Regions from separate parts of the Homo sapiens genome. Here regions 1 and 2 are each linked to region 3. A link is an interaction called in ENCODE POLR2A ChIA-PET data of the cell type or tissue named here. Cell type or tissue: Panc1. All regions are shown on one strand. Links, peaks and the distances in the headings refer to the core of each region. The heading gives the core; the rest is flanking DNA.

Evidence for each region. ChIA-PET counts read pairs that join two places held together with the same protein. Peaks named below come from ENCODE experiments on the same cell type or tissue, not always from the same donor. Only the 100,000 strongest peaks of a DNase experiment are listed, where the experiment ranks them.
Region 1: POLR2A ChIA-PET joins it to region 3 with 5 read pairs; 1 of 35 experiments calls an interaction of 5 or more read pairs at or near these places.
Region 2: POLR2A ChIA-PET joins it to region 3 with 6 read pairs; 2 of 35 experiments call an interaction of 5 or more read pairs at or near these places.

The regions. Positions count from the first base shown.
Region 1 is chr6:27,767,781-27,776,133 of GRCh38, reverse strand. No RefSeq gene overlaps it. Among named protein-coding and RNA genes, the nearest start is that of TRV-AAC1-5, 18 kb to the right of the region's middle. RefSeq lists enhancers at 4,476-5,115, 5,116-5,756. In Panc1, for the core only: CTCF peaks have their summits at 3,245 and 3,504 (motif pointing left); a DNase peak (open chromatin) is centred at 3,573; H3K4me3 peaks cover 1,134 bases; H3K27ac peaks cover 471 bases.
Region 2 is chr6:27,518,806-27,527,158 of GRCh38, reverse strand. TRQ-CTG1-2 (tRNA-Gln (anticodon CTG) 1-2) reads right to left here and starts at 7,630; the gene lies at 7,559-7,630. It also overlaps the pseudogene HNRNPA1P1. RefSeq lists a silencer at 7,548-7,597 and an enhancer at 7,988-8,277. In Panc1, for the core only: no CTCF peak of the experiment used is centred there; no DNase peak of the experiment used is centred there.
Region 3 is chr6:27,572,535-27,580,887 of GRCh38, reverse strand. It overlaps TRK-TTT9-1 (tRNA-Lys (TTT) 9-1), which reads right to left and starts at 4,821; the gene lies at 4,749-4,821. In Panc1, for the core only: no CTCF peak of the experiment used is centred there; a DNase peak (open chromatin) is centred at 4,747; H3K4me3 peaks cover 673 bases.

The DNA of each region.
Region 1 (8,353 bases), core at 1,638-5,637, 200 kb before region 3:
GAATGAAGCCAAAGGCAAGAAGCTTTTATTGCTAAGCAAAAGTACACACTTAGGGAAGTGTGGGTGAGCTCATGAGAATGAGTCGTGCCCAACAGAGTTTGAGTTTTCTATTTTTATGGGCTCTTGTAATTAGAGGGTGGACTAATCATGAGGTTTTCTGGGGGAAAGGCGAAGGTTTCATAAAATTGAGATGCCACCCATTTTTATATTAAATATGGGCGTACTCGATCTGTCAGGGCGCTGGTGGGTGTGTAATTTCGTATGGTAATTAGCATATAATTAGGTCTTGGGTAGGGCATGGGTCAAATCCAGCGCCATGTTGGACCCAGACGGTTTCAGACAGCTTAGCCACCATCCTGTTTGTTAGGGTCTTATCAGCCCAAGTTCTTTCTTGTCCTTGTAGCTAATTTTAACAGCTCCTTTTTTGCTGTTATGTGAAATTACTGCTTGATGTTTCTCCTATGACTACCCAGCATTCCTATCAAATAGAGATGAGATTTATCACCTTCCTTGTTCCCCTGGCCCTCTCACTCCACTAGCATGAACCCTTCAGTGACTCAGGTGCCTGATCTCAGCCTCTTTCAGAAAATAATCTGAGTGGAAAAACATTTTTATAGCCGCAAGCCAGGACTCCTCCCCTCCCCTCCACCAAATGCCCTATTTTCCTCTCAAAGGGGTTTAGGTCTGTGTTGCATGGGCCTTCTCTGTGGGGAAAAGCAAGAGAGATCAGATTGTTACTGTGTCTGTGTAGAAAGAAGTAGACATAGGAGACTCCATTTTGTTCTGTACTAAGACAAATTCTTCTGCCTTGAGATTCTGTTAATCTATGAACTTACTCCCAACCCCGTGCTCTCTGAAACATGTGCTGTGTCAAACTCAGGGTTAAATGGATTAAGGGCGGTGCAAGATGTGCTTTGTTAAACAGATGCTTGAAGGCAGCATGCTCGTTAAGCGTCATCACCACTCCCTAATCTCAAGTACCCAGGGACACAAACACTGCAGAAGGCCGCAGGGACCTCTGCCTAGGAAAGCCAGGTATTGTCCAAGGTTTCTCCCCATGTGATAGTCTGAAATATGGCCTCTTGGGAAGGGAAAGACCTGACCGTCCCCCAGCCCGACACCTGTAAAGGGTCTGTGCTGAGGAGGATTAGTATAAGAGGAAGGCATGCCTCTTGCAGTTGAGACAAGAGCAAGGCATCTGTCTCCTGTCCGTCCCTGGGCAATGGAATGTCTCGGTATAAAACCCGATTGTACGTTCCATCTACTGAGATAGGGAAAAACCGCGTTAGGGCTGGAGGTGGGACATGCGGGCAGCAATACTGCTTTGTAAAGCATTGAGATGTTTATGTGTATGCATATCTAAAAGCACAGCACTTAATCCTTTACCTTGTCTATGATGCAAAGACCTTTGTTCACGTGTTTGTCTGCTGACCCTCTCCCCACAATTGTCTTGTGACCCTGACACATCCCCCTCTCGGAGAAACACCCACGAATGATCAATAAATACTAAGGGAACTCAGAGGCTGGTGGGATCCTCCATATGCTGAACGCTGGTCCCCCGGGTCCCCTTATTTCTTTCTCTATACTTTGTCTCTGTGTCTTTTTCTTTTCCAAGTCTCTCGTTCCACCTTACGAGAAACACCCACAGGTGTGGAGGGGCAACCCACCCCTTCATTCTCTCTTCACTAGAAAACCAGTGAGGAAGTGGAAGGAGGAGACTGAGCACCTGCCATGTAATATGCAGTGGTGTACCTCACTTAATGTGCAGCAGGAAGAGCCGCAGACAAAACCCCTCAGACACCGAGTTAAAGAAGGAAGGGGTTTATTTGGCCTGGAGCATCGGCAAGACTTCTGTCTCAAGAACCGAGCTCCCTGAGTGAGCAATTCCTGTCCCTTTTAAGGGCTCACAACTCTAAGGGGGTCCACATGAGAGGGTCGTGATCAACTGAGCAAGCAGGGGGTGCATGTTTGGGGGCTGCATGCACCAGTAATCAGAACGGAACAGAACAGGACAGGGATTTTTACAATGCTTTTCCATACAATGTCTGGAAACTATAGATAACATAACCAGTGTTAGGTCAGGGGTTAATCTTTAACTACCAGGCCCAGGGCGTGGCGCCGGGCTGTCTGCCTGTGGATTTCATTTCTGCTTTTTAGTTTTTACTTCTTCTTTCTTTGGAGGCAGAAATCGGGCATAAGACAATATGAGGGGTGGTCTCCTCCCTCATTCGCTCACCTCATTAAAAGTGATGAGGCTGTCTTTGTCTTACAGATGAGAAGACTGAGGCATAAATCTGTGACCCTTCACCTGTATGTTTCAATTTCATGTCTATGTTTATCAGGATGCTTTTTTGTTTGTTTGTTTTTGCAGAGGGTGGGGAACAGGGTCTTGCTCTGTCACCTAGGCTGCAGTGCAGTGGCACGATCATAACTCACTATAACCTTGACCTCCTGGGCTTAAGTGATCCTCCTACCTCAGCCTCCCCAGTAACTAGGACTACAGGCCCACACCACCACACCTGGCTAATTTTTTTATTATTATTTTTTGTGGAGATGAGGTCTCGCTAGGCATGAGCCACGAGACCTATTCCTCGTTTTTGAAAGGTAAAGGATCCGACACTTTAGAAGAAAGGTAAAGGAGGAATTTTTAGAGAAACCAGTTCAAGAGAAGCTGTTAATGGTACTTACAGGAAACATAAGTGTTTGAACGACAAGGCTGGAAAAGAATTAATGCACCATGGGACAATTATCATAACGAGAGTGGTAAGGAGATGGAATGGAGAGTTGGGGGGAAGGAGAAATCAGCAGTTTCCCAGATCTGGAATTACAACAGGGCCCCAAGTTCCCATCCCACCATCAGGAAAGATACCTGGTGAGAACCTCAAATAGACCTGCTGATGTTTCTTCAACACTGCCTTGCACGTCCCTTTCCTCGTGTTCATGTGGGGACCTGCAGGTCATTAAACTACAAATCAGTCTTACCTGCTTCATGAGGAGCTTTTTCCCAAGAGACATTTAGCAAAGAGCTTGGGCGATATCCTTAGCGCTGTAGTGGTGGACAGAGCTTTCCTCCGAGCAGTCTCATGGGCAGAGCTTTCCTCCAAGCAGTCGGAGAGCTTTCCTAAGCTCCTAACAGCTCCTAAAGGAGCTGTTAAAATTAGCTACAAGGACAAGGAAGAGCTTGGGCTGATAAGACCCTAATAAACAGGATGAGGGCTAAGCTGTCTGAAACCGTCTGAGTCCAACGTGGCGCTGGATTTGACCCATGCCCTACCCAAGACCTAATTATATGCTAATTACCAAACGAAATTACACACCTTCAGAGAGCTTTCCTCTGACTGCTTGGAGGAAGCTCTGCCCACCACAAATGCAACGAGTAACCCTGGCACCCAGTTGCGTTTCCGCGGCTTGCTAAAGGCCTGCTCTCCAAGGCTGCCAGGCCTTGCTGAGTTTGCACAAAGAAACGCGGCCCGCGGTAGCAGGCGTCCGGCTTCCTGGGGCGCGCCGCCTGGTGGAGACTGCGGGGAAGGAGCCACAGGAGCTGGTAACTCGACAGCTGATTCTTGTTTGCTGAAAAGGTGCTTTGAAAAGTGACTCTCACGTTAGCCTTTGGTTGCTGCTCTTCTTACACATCACGAGTAAGGCCCTCCTCCCCTCAGCGAAGACTCTACAAATCAAGAGGCCAGGATGAGGTTGGTTAAGGATTGGTTAGTGTCTGCATGACGGGTATAGGCCAGGAGGGAGGCTGAAAATGCACTGCGGGTCTATGGTCATACCACTCTGAACGCGCCCGATCTCGTCTGAAAATGCACCGCGGGAGATTCACAACTGTCAATACGTGGGACAGGATTGTAGCCGGCAGGTTCGAACCTATGCAGACAGGCTTAATTATATTTTCATCACCTTAAGCATCCAGAGGCTGCACCACATTGTCAGCTAATCACTTCATGTTGTGTTGTCTTGCCGGTTGTATCTGTTTTAAAGCTAAGTAAATTTAGGGATGGGGGTTGTTGTGGACTGAACTGTGTCCATCAAAATTCCTGTGCCAAACCCCTAATCTCAACGTGACTGTATTTGGAGATAGGGCATTTAAGGAGGTAATTAAGGTTGAATGAGGTCAAAACGGTGAGACCCCAATCCAAAAGGATGGGAGGGGGGAGACGGAGGAAGGAGCCTACTCTAATGACCTCATTTTAATTTAATCACCCCTATAAAGACTCTGTCACCAAACATGTTCACATTCTGATATATTGGGGGTTAGAACTTCAACATACGAATTTATGGGGGGCAGGGCAGGGGTACACACAGTTTAGCCCATCACAAACGTATACACTTTAAGGATTGTTATATCTTCCTGAAGAATTGACCCTTTTATTATTATATAATGCCACTCTTTATTCCTGGTAATTTTCCTTGCTCTGAAGTCTACATTGTCTGAAATTAAAATTACTCCAAGCTTTCTTTTGACTAATGTTAGCATAATATGCCTTTTTCCATGCCCCATTACACTGTGGCTTGTGTTTCCCTAATCATGTAGCTGAAAGTCCCACAACCCAAGATCCCTCTCCAGGAATCAATGTGCAGTTCTGAAAGATATGCACGCCTCCCACTGTTCCTTCATAGTGAATGACCATAATAAACACCAGTGCAGCAGCCTAAGTTGTGTACCGTCAGGTCATCCACCTCCAGAGAAAAGAACCAAAGCCCTTAGTACATGGCACTGGCTGAGCTCCCATGCAAAAGCCACTTCCACTTTGCTAACCACACAAGTGAGCCAGCTTAAAAGTGGATTCCCCAGCTGACACCCTGTGGAGAAAAGACCAGCCGACTCTGCCCAAACTGCAAATCGGGGAGCAAAATGAAGTTATTATTGTTTTAAGCCACTATGGTCTTGGTGGTTTGTAATGCAGCAATATATAAATGGAGAAATAAAAAACAATAGTGAGAGGGCAACATTTTTTCCATCCTTTTTGGGGGTAGGGGAATTAAGTACTCAGTTTCAAATATGCTCAAGTAGAGATGTTTGAGTAGGATAATAGGATATTGCAATGCCTAACCTTGTATTTACTAAACCTATTTTTTGGATTTTCCCTTTTTGTCTCTTTAATTACCTAGCCTTGTTTCCCATATGAATAGACTCTCACTTAGCTGGGAAAGCCAGAGGAACTCCATCTGGCCCCTTGATTTACAAGACATTAAGGGGTCCTTACCCAACCCGCTTCCTCAAGCAGTTAACCTGTGTAAGCAGATCCTCAGCATTTCAAAGGAGCCCAATTAACTGACAAGGTACTGGAACAATGTATGAAGTTCCCAGGATTTTGCTCAAAAAAGATAACAACATAAAGCCTTGAGTCTGTGTCCGGCATAGCATCCATATCTAACTCTTATGAAGGATTTAGAGCCCCGCACCTGGTTCCGTTGCTTTTTTTGTAACCATTTGTCTTTTAAATTGTTTATTTCTCTGTAACTATTTGTTTTTTTTGATTCTTGCATGTTTCTACTTCTGTAGAATTATTGCATTTGAGCTCCCCTCCCCTTCCTAAACCAAGGTATAAAAATAAATCGAGCCCCTTCCTCGGGCCAGGAGAATTTTGGAGCGTCAAGCCCTCTCTTGGCCGCCGGCTTAAATAAAGGACTCTTAATTCGTCTCAAAGTGTGGTGTTTTCTCTAACTCGCTTGGGTATAACAATATAAGGAATAGCTTCAGGCAAGTTCTGCAGCTATGAGAGGAGATAGTATAAAACTGAAAGGCCAATAAGGAATTATATTGAGGTATTATATAGGAAACTGAGAGGGGCTAAAGGGCCAAGACAAACACTTGAAAAATGGCTTTTTTTTTTTTTTTTGAGACAGAGTCTCGCTCTGTCGCCCAGGCTGGAGTGCAATGGGGCTAATTTTTGTATTTTTAATACAGATGGGGTTTCACTACATTGGCTAGGCTGGTCTCAAACTCCTGACCTCGTGATCTGCCCGCCTCAGCCTCCCAAACCTGGGATTACAGGCATGAGCCACCGTGCCCAGCCCTGAAAAATGGCATCCTTTATTTTTTATTTTATTTATGTTTGTTTATTTATTTATTTATTTGAGATGGAGTATGCTGTGTCGCCCAGGCTGGAGTGCAGTGGCGCGATCTCTGCTCACTGCAAGCTCCACCTCCTGGGTTCACACCATTCTCCTGCCTCAGCCTCCCGAGTAGCTGGGACTACAGGCACCTGCTACCAGCCCTGCTAATTTTTTTTTTTTTTTCTATTTTTAGTAGAGACGAGGTTTCACCATGTTAGCCAGGATGGTCTCGATCTCCTGACCTTGTGATCCGCCCACCTCGGCCTCCCAAAGTGCTGGGATTACAGGAATGAGCCACCGCGCCTGGCCAAAAATGGCATCTTTTAAAGCTTGGGGTTGGCCTCACAGGTGGGAATTTATAAGGAGAAAAGGGTTTGGTGTTATTGATGCCACGGGAAGTGTTTTAGGAAGTGTAAATATCAAGAAGGGAAGTAAAATGAAGACCAAAGGATATCAAATGGATTCAAAAATGAGGTCATTAGCAAAAATCATCACTATGTGGACCATCAGGAATGGAGCCAGAATGTTTCCACCCGCTGCATCCTGGGCTAGAGTCTTATCAATTGCTTGAGTCAGGTGAGACAGCACATACTCACACACCACAAGTTATATAAATCAGTTTATTACTTACAGATAGGCAGAAAGAGACAACAGAAGACTAAGATTCATAACAAGCTAGTCCCCCAAGGCTTAAGAAAGTTTCTGGGGAGGATGGAGTCTCAACTGTACATTCCCCACTATACTGCAGCTAGAATCCCTGAAAGGTAGCCCACTGTGGGTTATATACCTGAGTAGCAATGGAATGCACTGGGCAAAGGTTTGAAGGACATCCTTGTAAAGGAGACAGGAACAAAGTAAGCACTGTCCAGGACAGTTCTTCCCTATCTCAGTATATTGCATTTCCAGCACATCCTACAGTATTCTGAGAACTACAGACAAGGAGAGGGGAGGAACTGGATCACTGGCAGGGCACTTCTCATCCAAGTAATGAAAGGAGTGTGGTGCATCCAAATACCAGCTCTCTATGGCTTTGTTATTTGTGGTTGTGATATTTTGCCACCTTAAACCAATTAAACTAAAACAGGGCACCTTCAGCTCCCTCCAATGTGATGGGTATCAGATCCTCACATGGTAAGCCAGGGTTGGAGTTCTGTTAGTGTACACTGTGCCATTAGAAATGCTGGCATACTTGACCACTGGCAGGACATGGAGTCACTCTGGTTGTTCACAGATTGAGGTCCAGGATGGCAATCCAACTTTTCACCAGGTTTCCCACAGCGGGCACAGCTTGAGAAAGGCTAACAAAGGCATTATGCTTCCAGGCCTCTGCTGCCATGCTCCACAGAAAGAACAAAGTGACAGATTGGTGCCTCACTCCCCATCCCCAGAACACTGCCAGCCAAACTGTGAGTAACTCAGCCCATTGGGCACTGTGACCTCCTCCACTGTCAGTGATAATGTCCCCTGTTTTCATGTTGACAGTGGCTGCAGCCCATTTTACCCCTCAAGGCTTCAGCTTTGCTGAGCTATCTGTGAACTAGCAGAAGATGTCAGAGTCTGCATCCTGTAATCATGGTCCCCATTTGGCTATGGGGATTCCTAGGTGGTGTAGGCACCATTCCACCTGCCAGAGAGCTGGCCATTTTTACTTGTAGCTTGCTTACTACCTCTTCTCCTAATCAGGCTCAGTCTTGAATATACTACTTCCATCTGATGATGCCTCTTTGCTAGGCTAACCCCGTTCTAATATCTAGGCTGCCTGTTAACCCAGGACAAGATGGGGACTTGTGGTTGGAGTACAACCTTAGTGTACTGGGTCAGCCTTTCAGTTTCCACTAAGGTCCAATAAGCTAAAAACTGCTTTTCAAAAGGGGTGTAGGGAGTGGTTAATCCAGAACCCTAAAGGCCTTTAAACCCCAGTGGCCTCTTCTTTTTGCCAAAGGCTGCAGTCTGCATCATTTCCTAACACAGAGACTTGTCATTCAAATGGAGAGGTGTGCTCTAACTGCCCCAGGGCCATGGCCTGCCTAATGGCTTGTTGTAAAACCTAGAGTGCCTCATCCTCCCTGGGCCCTCAATGCAAAGTAGCAGCTTTCCTAGGTATCTGGTGGAGTGAAGCCAACAGAATGAACAGGTAAGGTATGTGTTGTTTCCAATACCCAAAAAGTCCACCAGTCAGGTGTTGGGCCTCCTTTTTCATAGTCGGCCAGTTAATGGTAACAGATTTTGATGGGCAGATCTGGAATCTAGTACTGAGCTCTAGCCCAGGTAGATCCTAAAAAGGTCACCA
Region 2 (8,353 bases), core at 1,952-5,951, 53 kb after region 3:
AAGTGACATATAATTGCTAAAAATTTCTGGTTTTTATATGAGTTCTTGAGATAGATGTTTTAAAAATCTCTATGGTGCGGATGACGTTGTAAAATGTTTGTGTGATGATTCATGTGTTTTTAAGTTGAAAACATGGGTGACAAGCCATACAATAATGATTATCTGGCTATGTAAGCAGAGGGGGCTTAACCTACAGAGCTGTGAAGATAGTTAATACAGCATAGTGTCCCTAAGGGTAGAAAAGGCAGGCCGGGCAGGGTGGCTCACACCTGTAATCCTAGCACTATGAGAGGCCGAGGCGGGTGGATCACGAGGTCAGGAGTTCAAGACCAGCCTGACCAACATGGTGAAACCCTGTCTCTACTAAAAATACTAAAATTAGCCGGGCGTGGTGTCCTGCACCTGTAATCCCAGCTACTCAGGAGGCTGAGGCAGGAGAATCACTTGAACCTGGGAGGGGGAGGTTGCAGTGAGCCGAGATCGTACCACTGCACTCCAGCCTGGGTGACAGAGCGAGTCTCTGTCTAAAAAAAAAAAAAGAAAAGAAAAGGCAGTGAATGTTTGTGCTGCATAATACACAAAATCAAAATAAGCAAGGGCAAATGAACAGGAGGCTGAGAACACTTCCCTAATATAAAATAATCTTTTAGGCCGGGCGCGGTGGCTCACGCCTGTAATCCCAGCACTTTGAGAGGCCGAGACGGGCGGATCACGAGGTCAGGAGATCGAGATCATCCTGGCTAGCACGGTGAAATCCCGTCTCTACTAAAAACACAAAAAAATTAGCCGAGCGTGTTGGTGGGCGCCTGTAGTCCAGTTACTTGGGAGGCTGAGGCAGGAGAATGGCGTGAAGCCGGGAGGCGGAGCTTGCAGTGAGCCGAGATCGCACCACTGCACTCCAGCCTGGGCTACAGAGCGAGACTCCATCTCAAAATAATAAGAATAAGAATAAGAATAAGAATAAGAAAGAATAAGTCTTTCCGGGCGCAGTGGCTCACGCCTGTAATCCCAGCACTTTGGGAGGCCGAGGCAGGCGGATCACCTGAGGTCAGGAGTTTGAGGCTAACCTGATCAACATGAAGAAACCCTGTCTCTACTAAAAATACAAAATTAGGCCGGCGTGGTGGCATATGCCTGTAATCCCAGCTACTCGGGAGGCTGAGACAGGAGAATCGCTTCAACCCAGGAGGCGGAGGTTGCGGTGAGCTGAGATCATGCCATTGCACTCCAGCCTGAGCAACAAGAGCGAAACTCCGTCTCAAACTAATAATAATAATAATAATAATAATTATAATAATAATAATAATCTTTTAATGAGTTATTGGACCAAAGCCTGACTCCCCTTTTTTTTTTTTTTTTTTTTTTGAGACACTGTCTCGCTCCGTTGCCCAGGTTGGAGTGCAGTGGCGCGATCTTGGTTCACTGCAAGCTCCGCCTCCCGGGCTCACGCCATTCTCCTCCCTCAGCCTCCAGAGTAGCCGGGGCTACAGGCGCCCGCCAACACGCCCGGCTAATTTTTTGTATTTTTAGTAGAGACGGGGTTTCACCGAGTTAGCCGAGTTAGCCAGGATGGTCTCTATTTCCTGACCTCGTGATCCGCCCACCTCGGCCTCCCAAAGTGCTGGGATTACAGGCGTGAGCCACCGCGCCCGGCCGAAGCCTGACTCTACTTCTAAAAGTTTTACATTTTTAAAATTTTTGTTTTGTGACTTGTTATTTTTTTTTAGCTAATTTTGTGTGTTCAGTGGAGTTACAAACTCCATTTCTACGGACTTCTGCTCTTGGGAAGCTGGAAGAGGAAAAAAAAAAAAAAAACAACTGTCGTCCAAACCTTCACACACAACAGCAAAGGCAAAGTGGGGAATCTAGACTTCCATCAAGCTGTAACAAGGTGCATTCCCTCTACCTCCAACACACACACACACACACACACACACACACACACACACACACACACACACTTCTCGAAGAAAGCAGAACAGGGAGCTGAGACTTTCATTGCCCCAGGCTGTAAAGAACCCCCTACCCCCATCCCAGAATGAAAGTCAAATAGCCAGATATCTACTTCCATGTTATTTCTGGAATCCTTGAGCCTAATTTTTTTTTTTTTTTTGAGTTGGAGTCTCACTCTGTCGCCCAGGCTGGAGCGCAATGACAAGATCTCTCCTCACTGTAACCTCTGCCTTCTGGGTTCAAGCAATTCTCCTGCCTCAGCCTTCTAAAGTGCTGGAATTACAAATGTGAGCCGCCGCGCCTGGCCCGGTGAACTCTTTTAATGGTGAACTTCAAGTCACAACAGTAACTATCAGTTCAACTACACCAAGGTTACTGAAGATAATGGCTTCTCCACCCAAGCAGGTCATATACAAATTCCAAATAGAATGTGGCATCACCCTGAAGGAATTCCCTTCACAATGTTGGGGAAATTTACCAAGATGGCTTCAGAGTAGACTAACTTTACATAGCACATTTTTCAAAGAGACACATTTATTCAGAGTCATGATTAGACTATTACATTTGGCATCCAACAGCCTAGGTGCAAAAAAAAAAAAACACACTATATTAAAACCCTTTGTTGAAATGATTTATACTTTCCTCAGAACAGAAACTAAAATAACCTATTATACAATTAGTCATAAATACAGTCCTCAAGTTTTTTGCCCATATACATGAGTATTTGTCTAATACATGTCTTCTTTGTAGCAGTTAGGCCCTTCCACCACTGGGCTTGGCTGAGTTCACAAATCGGTTGTAATCTGCAGCTTCCCTGTCACTTCTTTGACTCTCCTTTCCTGGTAAGCTTTGTTTCCTGGCAGTAATTAAAATCTTCTACCACTGCCGTAACTACTGCTGCTACGGAACTGCCATAGCCACCTTGGTTTCATGGTTTGGCAAAGTATTGGCTTCCACCACCATAGGGACCAGAGCTTCTGCCTCCAAAGTTTCCTCCCTTTATGGGTCCAAAATTTGAAGACCGATCGTTGTAATTGCCAAAATCATTGTAGCTTCCACCACCTCCAAAATTGCTTCCATCATTATCAAATCTGTTATAGCCATTCCCACTGCCACCCTATCTACCACCACCACTTCTGCCACCAAAGCCAGCACAACCACTGAAGTTTCCTCCACGACCGAAGTTGTCATTCTCACCAAAACCACCTCCAACGCCACCACCAAAGTTTCCAGAACCACTTCGATCTCTTTGGCTGGATGAAGCACTAAACATCTTTTGCTTTGACAGAGCACTCCTAAAGTCACAGTTGTGGCCATTCACAGTGTGGTATTTCTGAATGACAATCCTTTCCATGGAGTCATGGTCATCAAAAGTTACAAGGCAAAGCCCCTGTTCTTGCCACTGCCTCGGTCAGTCATGATCTCAATCACTTCAATTTTTCCATACTGTTCAATATAATCTCTTAGTTTATGTTCTTCAGTTCTTCTTTAACATCTTTATCACAGTTAAGTGGGCACCTGGTCTTTGAGAATCTTCTCTTGAAACAGCTGTCTTTGGTTCCACAAATCTTCCATCCACCTTGTGCGGCCTTGCATTCATGGCTGTATCCACCTTTTCCATACCGGCATATGTGACAAACCCAAAGCCCCTGGAGTGCTTGGTGTTTGGATCTTTCTTTACTACACAGTCCGTGAGCGTTCCCTATTGCTCAAAATGGCTCCTCAGGCTCTCATCAGTTGTTTCAAAGCTCAACCCTCCTGGCCAGGTGCAGTGGCTCATGCCTGTAATCCTAGCACTCTGGGAGGCCAACCTGGACAACATAGTGAAACCACGTCTGTACTACACACACACAGACACACACACACACACACACACACTTAGCCAGGCGTGGTGGTGCCCGCCTGTAGTCCCAGCTACTTGGGAGGCTGAGGCAGGAGAATCACTTGAACTCAGGAGGCGGAGGTTGCAGCGATCCCAGATTGCGCCACTGCACTCCTCCAGCTTGGCGACAGAAAGAGACTCGTCTCAAAAAAAACAAAAACAAAACCGAAAAAAACAAAATTCAACCCTCCAATGACAATGAAAAGCTTCAGCAGCTGTTCGGGCTCTTTAGGAGACGCTGACTTAGATATGATGGCAGTGGGAAGAAGGGCGTTTAACAGTGCTTCCTCAGCAGTGTCCACAGGCGGAAAAGGCCAGGTTTACTTTTAGTATCTGAATAGTATAGTTGTCTTATTTTATTTATTTATTTTTTAGTACTGTTATTGTTTAGTACAAGAATAAGAATTTTAGCTATTAAGCATAGAGTGAAAATCTTGTGAGCTTTGTTAAGATACTGTCAATCATTGAAATATGAATGGATTTTTACTATTTTAGGGATAAAATGCTTCAATAATTAATAATTTGTGAAAAACTTTATATTTTATGTAATATTAAGAATTAATAAAATTGAAATTAATATAAGGAAGTTAATATAAATATAAGAGTTCTTTAGATTGCTGTATAGGAAGAACATCACATACTTTTATTCTCAACAAATATTATAAATATTTACATTAGAATAAAATGAAGAATAATAAAGTTGTAATTATATCTTAATTCTTCATTTCTAGAATATTTAAAAATACCTTCAAAAACTATTTTCTATATTAGCCTTGAGTCTTTAAACAAAAGTTCTATTTGACAATTTTTTTCATTTTGTCAAAATAACTTAAAAGCAAAATGTCTATTTTGTCACATTAAACTTTCACAAGGGGGAAACGTTCCAAAATTTTGTATTATATCATGACAAATCTTTGTTTATGCAAGTATAACAAAGTCTTTGAAGAAAAGAGGAGATGTTTAGAAGCAATGAAGTCCATCTAAGTTAAAAGTGGGCATCTATTTTTTGGCCCAGCTGTGCTGTAGGGTGACTGAAGAAAAATCTAGTAAATGATATCAATACACAATAATATCAACCTTTGAAATTTTGACTAGTAAAGTTTTGATTATAATACAGTTCTTATAGTAATATATTAATATAAAATATAATACATTAAATATAATGCTAATAATAATTAGTTTTTCAATAAAATTCTTAAATTTTTACATCCTGGCATTTTATTCACAGCAAAGAGGCACTACTGCGTAGCTTTGGCCATGCCCTCAGACAAGTACTAATTTCATAGTCATTCGTTCAGCATTTGCATGAATTATAACTTCAGTAAACAGTTCTAAAAATTATCTTTTATTATGATAAATGACTCCAGTATAATTTGATCCTTATTACAACATCCCATTTTGTGTATTATTGTTATTCATCATTTTAGTTCCATTTTGTTTCTACATCTCAAAATTTAGTAATTATTAACTAATATTTTAACAGATTATTTAACAAATATTAGTTTTGTAGAGACAGGGACTCACCATCTTGCTCAGGCTGGTCACCAACTCCTGGCCTTAAGTGATCCACCCACCTCACCCTCTGAAACTGTGGAAACTACAGGCATGAACCACTGTGCCCGGCCTATTTTAACAGATTCTGTGGCTGAATCATAATGAAAGAGAAAATTGATGGAAAAAGAAAAGTTTAGGAAGAAAAGAAATTATAGATAATCATATTGATGAACATAGTGGTCTAATATGCCTAAGACTTCATATGACTAGGGAGAATTCTCTACCAATGAACTGTGCATCCTCAATGGTTCTGTGATAACTAAATTCCTGCTATGGACTGAATGGACTCAAATGCATATGTGGAAGCCTCTCTCTCTCTGTTTCTCTCTCTCTCTCTCTGTCCCCCCAGTATGTGAGGATAGAGCAAGAGGACAGTAGGCTGCAAATCAAGAAGGGAGGGCTCACCAGACATTGAATCAGCTGGAACCTTGATTTTGGGTTTCCCAGCCTTCAGAATTGTGAGAAATAAATGTTTGTTGTTTAAGTCAACAAACATTATATAGTTATAGTAGTCCAAACTGTCTAAAACAATTTCTTAGGCTTCTATGTAGCTAGGATGGCACGCATGTGCCCTAAGTTTTCCAATCAGATGTATTTCTTCTTTCAGAAGAAACATGTATATAAACAAGGGAGAAAAACTCCAAAATTATGTATTTTATCATGATGCATCTTTATGCAAGTATAATAAAGTCTATGAAGAAATGTTTAGAAGCAAATTAGGTCCATCTAAATTAAAGGTAAGCATCTATTTTCTTGCAACATTTGCCTTGGTAAGGGTAATGAATAGATATCTGCTAAATGCAGGTAGATATTTAAGCTTTTAGAGGCAGTGGTGGCATAAGGCCTAGCAAAGGCATTCCATGCTGGGGAACATAATGCTGCTAGCAGTTAACACTAGAAAATGCATGAGGAATCAGAAGGAATGGGTAGTACAATATAAAAGGGCAAATAATCATTATGTGTGGAAGCATTTGGAAAATGAAAATGACAATTCAAAGTTATAAATTCTCCATTAAATGTATGGTTGCAGAATCAGGAATTTCCTCTGCAGTAAAATAATTTTTAATTTTTGTGACCCAAGAATTGCCATAATTCAAAATCAAATTTATATTATAAACATCTCTTGGTTTCCCATTAATGGAAAGATGAATGAATGAGCTGTGGCATGTTCATATTACACAGCAGCTAACATGAAATCAATGAATGAATGGTAGCTACATACAACAAAAGAGATGATTAATTTTAGCAATATAAGATTAAATGAAAAAAGATTATAACATATAGCCTGATACCCTGTATCCACAATTAAAAGACACAATTTTATAAATACTAATAGATAAAATCAAACTAAGGAAAGCACTTTGGCCTTAATTCTTCAGAGACCCAGTAACTTCTTTGTCTTTCCTTAAGTTGTGACAAATCCAAACATTTACCAGAAAATAAACTAACTTGCAACAAGAGACATTTAGTTTTATGAAGACAAAATAATCACAGAGGCATCCTAGGATACAATTTTAAAGCTCTATCATTCTATGGGACGTATTCAGCATTGACAGCAATTCTGTGTGGCGGGTTAATGTCACAGAAATGACCAACAGAGCACTTAGAAGGTGTATCTGGATATTTACTTACCGTGTTGACAGTGATTGAAGTTACCATGTGAGGATCCAATAGTGTTCAAATACCTAAGAGAGTTTAAGCAATTTTTATTTAAAGTACAGATTTATTTTCACTAATCCTTGTTTCTCAGTGGCAAATGAAACACCTATAAATTCTAGTGATTGCACCTAAAAGGCATTATAAAGCCTCATTCTCTTGGGAAAAAGATACATACAAGAATATTTCTTTTCCCTCAAATCTGTTGAGTCCTTTTTGTCCTCTGAAGTGAATTAACTGCATTTCATAAAGCAATAAATCAAGTAAAAAGTTTAACTCAACTCGAATTATTTTGGGTATTAGAATATCTGTTAGGTGGTGGTGAGGAGGGTAGTAAAATGAAGGAGGTATGAGGGTCTCCTGCTCTGAACATAGAGCAGAGAGTCAGTGGGCCCCGTACAGAGTCCGCGTCATACTTTGGGTTCACATGAACTGGAGATTCCTGCCAATCATATCTAAGAGGGAAATTTATTTTAGAAAGAAAAAAATAGTGAGGAAGCAAGAAGAAACGACAGGTTCCACCGAGATTTGAACTCGGATCGCTGGATTCAGAGTCCAGAGTGCTAACCATTACACCATGGAACCTCGCAATAGCTCGTGTTTTTAACAGGCCTTCCTGAAGGAATATATCTTCATTTCCGAACTCAAGCTGTCTTCCCTTTAAGAACCTAAGTTTCTACCCTAATGTTCGTTATCTGCCGCCATCACACAAGTTCCCTTTTCGTTTCTCACAGGGCTCTTCGTGCAAGATCCAAGAGCAAATCTGTTTCCAGGGGCAGATAAGGTAAGTCCGTGCCTCCCCTGGACTCTTAGCAACAGCCTGCGGGGCTCCCCAGCCTCGGTTCTGCGGCCCTAAGCCGGGCTGCCCCGATACAGGGGGAGAGGGCACCAACCTAGCCGCGCTGACAGATTGCGTTGTTGGAAGAACCGCGAGGCTCGCCGCCTCCCGAGCGTTTGTCCGGCGTTCTTTGCTCCTAACGCTAGGAACACTTTTGAAAGTTCCATTTCGTAACGTATAAATTATGGATGACTTAAATTGAGGCGGCGTGTCAACTAGTCCTGGCACCCGTGGCGTTGCCGAGGGTAAAAAACAAAAAACAGGACACCAAAAGATGCTTTCTGCTTCCCGGGAAGGCTCCACCTCGTGGATACCAAAGAGTAAAGCACTGTTAAAAGCTCGAATATTTGCAAGGCAGGATTTTGTAATTAGTTTCTCACTGATAAAGCTTTAACTTGGTCTTTCTCAATGGGATTAACTGAGAACCTCTCCCAAAATATTCAGCAGTAAAAATTTACTGATACCAAGAC
Region 3 (8,353 bases), core at 2,931-6,930:
GGCTGAAGGATGAGTAAGAAAGCAAGACGTTGATTGGCCTGTGGCTTGAGGTGTCTGTATTTTATAATGCTAAAGGACTATCCAACTATTCTTAAGAGTGTCTTAGAAAGTGGTAATAATTTTGTCAAAGTTCAACATCTAATAATAAAGGAGATAATTATACAATTTTACTTTTGCACATGAGGGGCAATGGCCCATCCCTTTATTGTGAGGTCCTTTGTGAATGTTTGTATGCCTTTTTTTTTTTGAGACAGAGTTTCACTCTTGTCACCCAGGCTGGAGTGCAATGGTGCAATCTCGGCTCACTGCAAACCCCTCCTCCTGGGTTCAAGTGATTCTCCTGCCTCAGCCTCCTGAGTAGCTGGGATCACAGGTGTCCACCACCATGCGCAGCAAATTTTTTTATTTTTAGTAGAGACGGGGTTTCACCATGTTGGCCAGGCTGGTCTACAACTCCTGACCTCAGGTGATCCACCCGCCTCCGCCTCGCAAAGTGCTGGGATTACAGGTGTGACCCACCGCACTTGGCCAAATGTTTGTATGTCTTGAATGAGTGTGTGTGTCAAATAAGTCTCCGCAGAGAAGAATGTCATCAATGTAATATCACACCTGTATTTCTGGAGAAAATTGGATGCAGTTAAGATCTTGCCAGCAAAGATTATGTGCTATGGCAAGCCACATGAGATAACCCATGGTAGGGAGGTAAAGGTGTACTGTGTTCCCTCACAGATGCAGGCAAACTGAGAAGTTTTGAGGCATTGAAATAGCCACTAAACAAAACATAGTAGGCAAGTCTATGACTACAGAGTATATACCAGTTAGCAATTAGATGGAGTCAGTAATTACAATAATATTTGGTATAAGGACTTTAATGTGTGGGACCATGGAATTAAGGTTGCAATAATCTTCCATTAGGAGGCATTCATGCTTTTCAAGTTTAATAACAAGCTAACCTGGGCTGTTCAATGAGAAACTGTAGGGATAATCACCCCTTCTCTAAACAGAGCTTATACAATGGGCTCAATACTTGAAAGTCCTGTTTTAATTTATATTATACTGTATTAACTATTTTAATTGACAGGGGTAAAGGGGAGGTCCACTGGGTCCCATTTTGTCAAGTTAATTGTGACAAAGTCTTAATTATCTTATCTTAATTATTACTCATTGGCAAGGAGTGTGCATGCCTACCATGGACTATTTCAAGGCAATGTGTGCTATAAGCATAGAGAATGTAAGCAAAGCAATAGTTCTGATGGTTAAAGTGAGGCATACCTGTTTGTCTGCTATTTTACGTTTAGTAACTCCCCTAAGAGTATAAGGCAACTTGTTTAAATTTAATGGGATTCTCAGATATGGGGTACCTTGTTTTCAGTTAGTGGCATAACTGTAATTTGAGCAATATACTAGAGCTGTAGTAAGTAATTTAAGAGGAGCACTGGGTAAGAATGAATACAGGATGAGGGAAATGCAGTGCTTCCTAAAGAAGGCAAGGTGAAACAAAGACTGCAAGAAGTCTCTTTTACCCAAACATTTGTGCCTCCCCCAATAATGCCACGTGGCATAATATAAATAAAATTTTTGACAACACAGAATTTAAACCTAAGTTTTCAAATTCTACTAACAGATTAATCACCTGAACAGTCAAATATCCCATTACATGTAGCATTTTTAAAATCTCTTTTCTACCATCTGTTAATACTGATAAAGCAATTTCCACAATACTCACTTTGACAAGGCAAACGCTTACCTGAGCAGAAAAAGCCAGAGAATGTAAAATTTGGGAAGGAAGAAAAACCTGAATCTAGTGTTCCCAGGCTACAGAAAACTCATGAAATCTTAAAATTAACTTGGGTTCCATCTCCCTTTGTATAGCTTTCACCCTTACATGCTCAGAGCTATGCCTATACTCACCCTCACATCCATCTCATTCTTTGGCCAGAGGTTGCTAGTACATAATATTCAGAGAAGAAAGAAATGCAGGAGACTCGTGGGATGAAAGGGAGGGGAATGGAGGAAATGGATGAAAACAGAAGGAAAATAAATCAAGAATGAAGAATAAAATTGTACTTCTGTGTTGAGCTGAACCAATTTATGTGAATCCATAGGACTGTTTTCCTGGCAACTTATGCAAAGTCAGATTGCACAGCAGATGCATGCTGGACCTACAACACAGACCTCGATGGGTGAAACCATACTAACATTTTCAATACGGCACTTGTGGACTCCAAAATTATTCTGTTTTCCCCAACTCTGAATCCTCCAGGAGAGAAGAACAATGCAGTTTAGGTAAATCACAGCCACTGCTTTCTGTTTCCTGCCCTGTCCCATACTTGACAAAATCTAGCCTTTCATCATTTTCCATGGTTTTTATTTATTTATTTATTTAGAAACTGACATTATTGCGGGAAACATTGTGAAGTCTCTTGTTGTCTTGGTTCTTACCTCATTGCTTCCTTTTTTCTTCTGCAAAGGTGCTCAGCCATGTCTCATGCATGACTGAAGGCTGAATATGACTGTGGCAGCAAATATTACTTTTTCAACGTCTAGGTCATTCTTGCCTTTGAATGAGATGGAACTTAAGATGTGATGAAATGTATTAGAAGAGGACATGTATTAATATGGAATCTCTGATGTTCAAGGTGGTGCATTACCAAGTGATTCATTCAACTTTGCCCTTATGGATGGGAAAGGAAACACTTAAGTAGCAAATGAGAGGTAACAGAGAATGAAAGGTAGAAGAAAAGAGAAGACAAGAGGGAAAAGAAGAAGGGCCTAGGGAAAGGTGAAGGAGAGGAGAAAGGAAAAGTTAGCACTAGGATGGGTGTGCTAAAAAGGGAGAAGCACAAGAGACATGGGAGGTGGTCTTCTACGCCTGCAAAACCTTTGGAAGTGGGCAGTCATTCCACTTCCCACCCCCACCCAACCCTAAATAACCCAGGAAATCCCAACTGTGAAAGTGCAGAAAAAATGTCGAAGGGGACAACAGATTTAAATCCTCTGTCTTGTAAGTTATAACTTTCATTCTTCTTTCCCTATCTTTTATTTTTATTTATTTATTTATTTGAGGCTGAGTCTCACTCTGTCACCTAGGTTGGAGTCCAGTGGCGTGATCTTGGCTGACTGCAACCTCCACCTCCCAGGTTCAAGCAATTCTCCTGCCTCAGCCTCCTGAGTAGCTAGGACTACAGGCGCGTGCCACGACGCCCAGCTAATTTTTGCATTTTTAGTAGAGATGGGGCTTCACCGTGTTGGCCAGGCTGGTCTTGAACTCCTGACCCCAAGTGATCCGCCCACCTCGGGCTCCCAAAGTGCTGGGATTACAGGGGTGAGCCACCGCACCCGGCCTCTTTCTGTATCTTTTAATTCCTCTGAAGAGGAAACCTTGTTCACTCCAGTCATTACTAAATTGGACACATCTCCTCAAGTTCAGGAAGAAACATGAGTCCCCAGGTGATTGAGACACGCTTTGGGAGACCCTGAAAGTCTTTGAAAGCATGAATTCCTCTCACTCTTCTTTTTCTTTTCTTTTTTCTTTTTTCTCTTTTTTTTTTTTTTTTTTGAGACGGAGTCTCGCTCTGTCACCCAGGCTGGAGTGCAGTGGCGCGATCTCGGCTCACTGCAAGCTCCGCCTCCCGGGTTCACGCCATTCTCCTGCCTCAGCTTCCCAAGTAGCTGGGACTACAAGCGCGCGCCACCACGCTCGGCTATTTTTTTTTTTTTTTTTTTTTTTTGGTATTTTTATTAGAGACGGGGTTTCACCGTGTTAGCCAGGATGGTCTCGATCTCCTGACCTCGTGATCCGCCCACCTCGGCCTCCCAAAGTGCTGGGATTACAGGCGTGAGCCACCGCGCCCGGCCGCTCTCACTCTTCTTACAGATCTCATCCTTTGACCAGCTGAATTAGGACCTAAGAGAGAGCTGGAGGTTCAGTCTGGGGAACAGCAGACTTTTGACCTTTCAATACCTGTTTCTGCTAAAAGAATACTTTATTTTTATGTCAGGTGCATCCAGGGACTGACGATTCCTGCTGCCCTGCCTACTGAAGGATTTCTGAGGTCCACTTTGAAGGCGGGAAAACTTCCACAACTTTTCAAATACAGGGTTTCTCTGATAGAAATCTCGTTAGCTCTACTCCTCTTCTCCAGGGTACATATGACTTAGTGAAAATGAAGGAACCAGTGATAAAGAATATGCACTTACTATGCTCACAGTATAAACCGGGTAAAAACCTTGACTTTTTGTCCAAAACCCATTTCAAGTCTTATAAAAATCTATAGAGCTGTACACAGAAAAAATGCACAAAAGCCCATTTCTGGGTTTTTTTTTTTTTAATAGATTATATCTTAAAGTGAGGACAGTAGTTTTGTAACGAAAGCGCAAAATGGATGACTAACAATTTCGAAGTCTGTCTGGATTTTAGTTTATAAGTGTTTCTTGCAGGGTTTTGTGTACTACCAACTCTCAGAGTCTACATGCTACTAGGGTCCTCCCAAACTGCAACACCCTCTAGAATGAGGTTGTTATCCCCCACCAGGTAAGGGAATTTGAAAGTGGCTGTCCAATAACTCCAGTGCAAGTTACTTGTTATCTTTACCATAATCCTAGATTTGCTTACAAATATGTGATTTAGTTAGTCTCTGGAGGGTATAAGTAAGTAAAGCTAGTAAAGTGTACGGCTGTTTTGCCGCATGTGGCAGAAGTTTTCTGTTTTGACTTCTCTATGTGGCAGAAGTCAAAACTACACTCAACGCCTGGACAGGGACTTGAACCCTAGACCCTCAGATTAAAAGTCTGATGTTCTACCTACTGAGCTACCCAGGTTCTTTTGCGAAAACTTTGTTCATTCTTTAAATAATGTAATCCCATCAGTAATTGGATCGCCAAGAAAAGCTGCAGGAAATCCATGGTTTCAGAAACTACCAGGGTTGTGGCTCAATCACCTAAGCCATTTTAGCACCAAGCAGATAATTTAACCTCCACACTGTACTTTCATTAAACAGCCTATTAATGTGCACAATTGCAGGGAGAATGAAGATTATTCCTATATTGCCAAAGGGAGTTCGTTGCTCTGGGCAGAGGGATCCTTGGAGACCGAATTTGCAGGCTCCCTTGCCATCTTGGAGAGAGGAACCAGGAGGAGGAGACCGTTTTAAGGAACGATTGGCCTAATTGAGGAGAATGCTCGAGAGAATTAAAAAATGTGGAAAGAAGATGAAGGTTCTCTGTTGCCCCATTTGGTATTTTTCCCACACTTTCAGAAATGGAATGTCTAGGTTCTTCAGAGCTAGGAGGAAATAAAAATACAAGTCCTCCTCTAATTTTCTCTTCGCATTTTGTCTGGAGCCCCAACTCATTCAAAGACAAGAATGGCCTGAGAGTTCAGGAAATAGTGCTCATGGTTCGTTCAGTATTCATTAATTCGTGAGACACTTTGAGCACCTGTAAAGAGGGACCATGGGGACAGAAACCCCACAGCAAATGTGGCAGAAGAGGAAGACAGGAAGAGAGTTGTTCCATGAGGAGCTGTGCCAGACCTGGGACTGCCTAACCCAGGACTATTTATTTTTGAATCAGTAATTCTATTATTTAAAACATTAGGCCGGGCTCAGTGGCTCACGCCTGTAACCCCAGCACTTTGGGAGGCTGAGATGGGTGGATCACTTGAAGTCAGGAGTTTGAAACCAGCCTGGCCAACATGGCGAAACCCGGTTTCTAATTAAAAAAAAAAAAAAAATTAGCTGGTCTTGGTGGTGGGCACCTGTAATCTCAGTTACTCGGGAGGGTGACGCAGGAGAATCGCTTGAACCCAGGAGGCAGAGGTTGTAGTGAGCCAAGATCGCACCATTGCCCTCCAGCCTGGGCGACAGAGCGAGACTCCATCTCAATAAACAAATAAATAAGCTTTTCTTTTCTCTTTTCTTTTCTTTTTCTTTTTTTTTTTTTTTTTTTTTTTTTGAGACGGAGTCTTGCTCTGTCGCCTGGGCCGGAGTGCAGTAAAGCCATCTCAGCTCATTGCAAGCTCCGCTTCCTGGCCTCCTGGGTTCAGGCCATTCTCCTGCCTCGCCCTCCCAAGTAGCTGAACCTACAGGCGCCCGCACCACTCCCGGATAATTTTTTGTATTTTTTGAAGTAGTGGGCAGAAGGGGAGGCTGAGGTAGGAGAATGGCGTGAGCCCGGGAGGCAGAGCTTGCAGTGAGCCTAGATCGCGCCACTGCACTCCAGCCTGGGCGAGAGAACAAGACTCCATCTCAACAACAACAACAAAAAATTACCCCCACTTCCTGACAGTATCCAAAGCATGGCAAAGCCCTACTTTCTTAAACCCTCTCCCAAATCACCCCGCCAAAGTCTAAATTTTATAATTTTTTTTCTAACACCCTATTAGTGAGACACCCGTGGTTTCCACGGTGTGTGTTCTCCCTCACTGCAACATGTAATAAACCCAACTTGTTCAACTCCAGGTGTATCCCTGGAGGCCTTTGATGAGAGTGCGTTGGCACCAATTAGTTTGATGTATTTGTCTGTCTCCCTCCACTGCTCTACTTCTGTATCTTTGGTACCAATTACAGAATCAGAACCTGGCTATGCATTCAACAAATATTTGTGAAATGAAAGAATGAATGAATGAATGAACAAATCAATAAATTCAGCTTTGCCCACAGGAAAGCAAAAGGCTACATTCCTGAGCAGGGCAGGCCAAGAAAGCAGCAAATCTTGCCATATGCCTGGCTTCCAGAAAGGTTGGGTTAGCGCAGCTGGAATAAAGCAGGCTATCATTAGAACATTGCCCTTCTTTCAGCTCTTTTTGGACCAGTGTGGTTTAGAAATCCTTTCCCTCTTTCTTCTTTCCTCTGTCCTTTCAATAAAAATTACATATTTACAAATTTCTACATGGAATAATAGTAATAGCTCAGTCTTAAAATCTAGGTCTTAAAATATAGATAAGGAGAGGACTATAAGTTCCTATTTTCAGTCCTTTAACTTCTCTGTGAGAGTAAGTGGCAGGCATTTTGAGAATTCTTCCATAATTCTGCATGTCTTACCGTCTCCATTGTCCTCACCAGACCTTCTTCTTTTTCTTCACCTGCTGGCCTTTTTCTTTCCTTCCTCACATACCTTCTCCCCATCACTTTACTCTACCGGCCTAGTGGTATGGTGGGTGAAGTAAAGAGATCGATGTGATATATTCTAAGATAAGAGAGATGTGAGAGGCAGAAGAACAAGAACAGTGGTTCTCAACTAGGAGTGATTTTGCCAAAGTCTAGAGACATTTCCAGTTGTCACACTGAGGAAGGGTGCTACTTGCATCTAATGATTAGTTATCAGGGATGCTGCTAAACATTCTACAGCGCATGGGACAGCATCTGCAACCAACTCAGAATTATCTAGCCTAAAATGTCAATAGTGCTGAGACTGGGAAACCCTGGATTAGGAAGAACCTCTCTCTTTGTTTTATAATCACTATTGAGTAATAAGTCATTTATTTGTTTCCTTTGCTATTGCAACAAATTACCACAAACTTGGTAACTTAACACAAATTTATTCTCATACAGTCAGAAGTCCAAGATCAAGCAGGATTTTGTTCCTCCTGGAGGCTTCAAAAGAGAATCTGTTTCCTTGCCTTTTCCAGCTCTTAGCGGCCACCTGTATCCCTTGATTCAAGGCCCAGTCCTCCATTTTCTTTTTTCTTTCTTTCTTTCTTTCCTTTTTTTTTTTTGAGACAGAGTCTCACACTGCCGCCCAGGCTGGAGTGCAATGGTGTGATCTCGGCTCATTGCAACCTCTGCCTCCCAGGTTCAAGTGATTCTCCTTGCCTCAGCCTCCCAAGTAGCTGGGATTACAGGTGCCTGCCACCACGCCCAGCTAATTTTTTTGTATTTTTAGTAGAGATGGGGTTTCACCATGTTGGCCAGGCTGGTCTCAAACTCCTGACCTCGTAATCTGCCTGCCATGCCTTCCCAAAGTGCTGGGATTACAGGTGTGAGCCACCGTGCCAGGCTAGTCCTCCATTTTCAAAGCCCATACATCACTCTATCCTCTGGTTGCATCGTCACATATTCTTTTTCTCTCTCTCTCACTCTTGACTTCCCTTTTATTATATTGGGCCCAACTGGATCATCCAGGATACTTTTCTCATCTCAAGATCCTAAACTTAATTACTTTGCAAAATCTCTTTTGCCATGTAAGGTAACGTATTCACAGGTTTCTGGGATTAGCATGTGGACATCTGTGAGGGGCCACTATTCAGCCTATCACAAATGGTTTCCTGACTTAAGGTGAAAGAAGTTCATGCACTGGTCATTTTTCATACTAGTATTTATTAGCTTTCAGAGGCTTTCATTTCCCAAGAAAG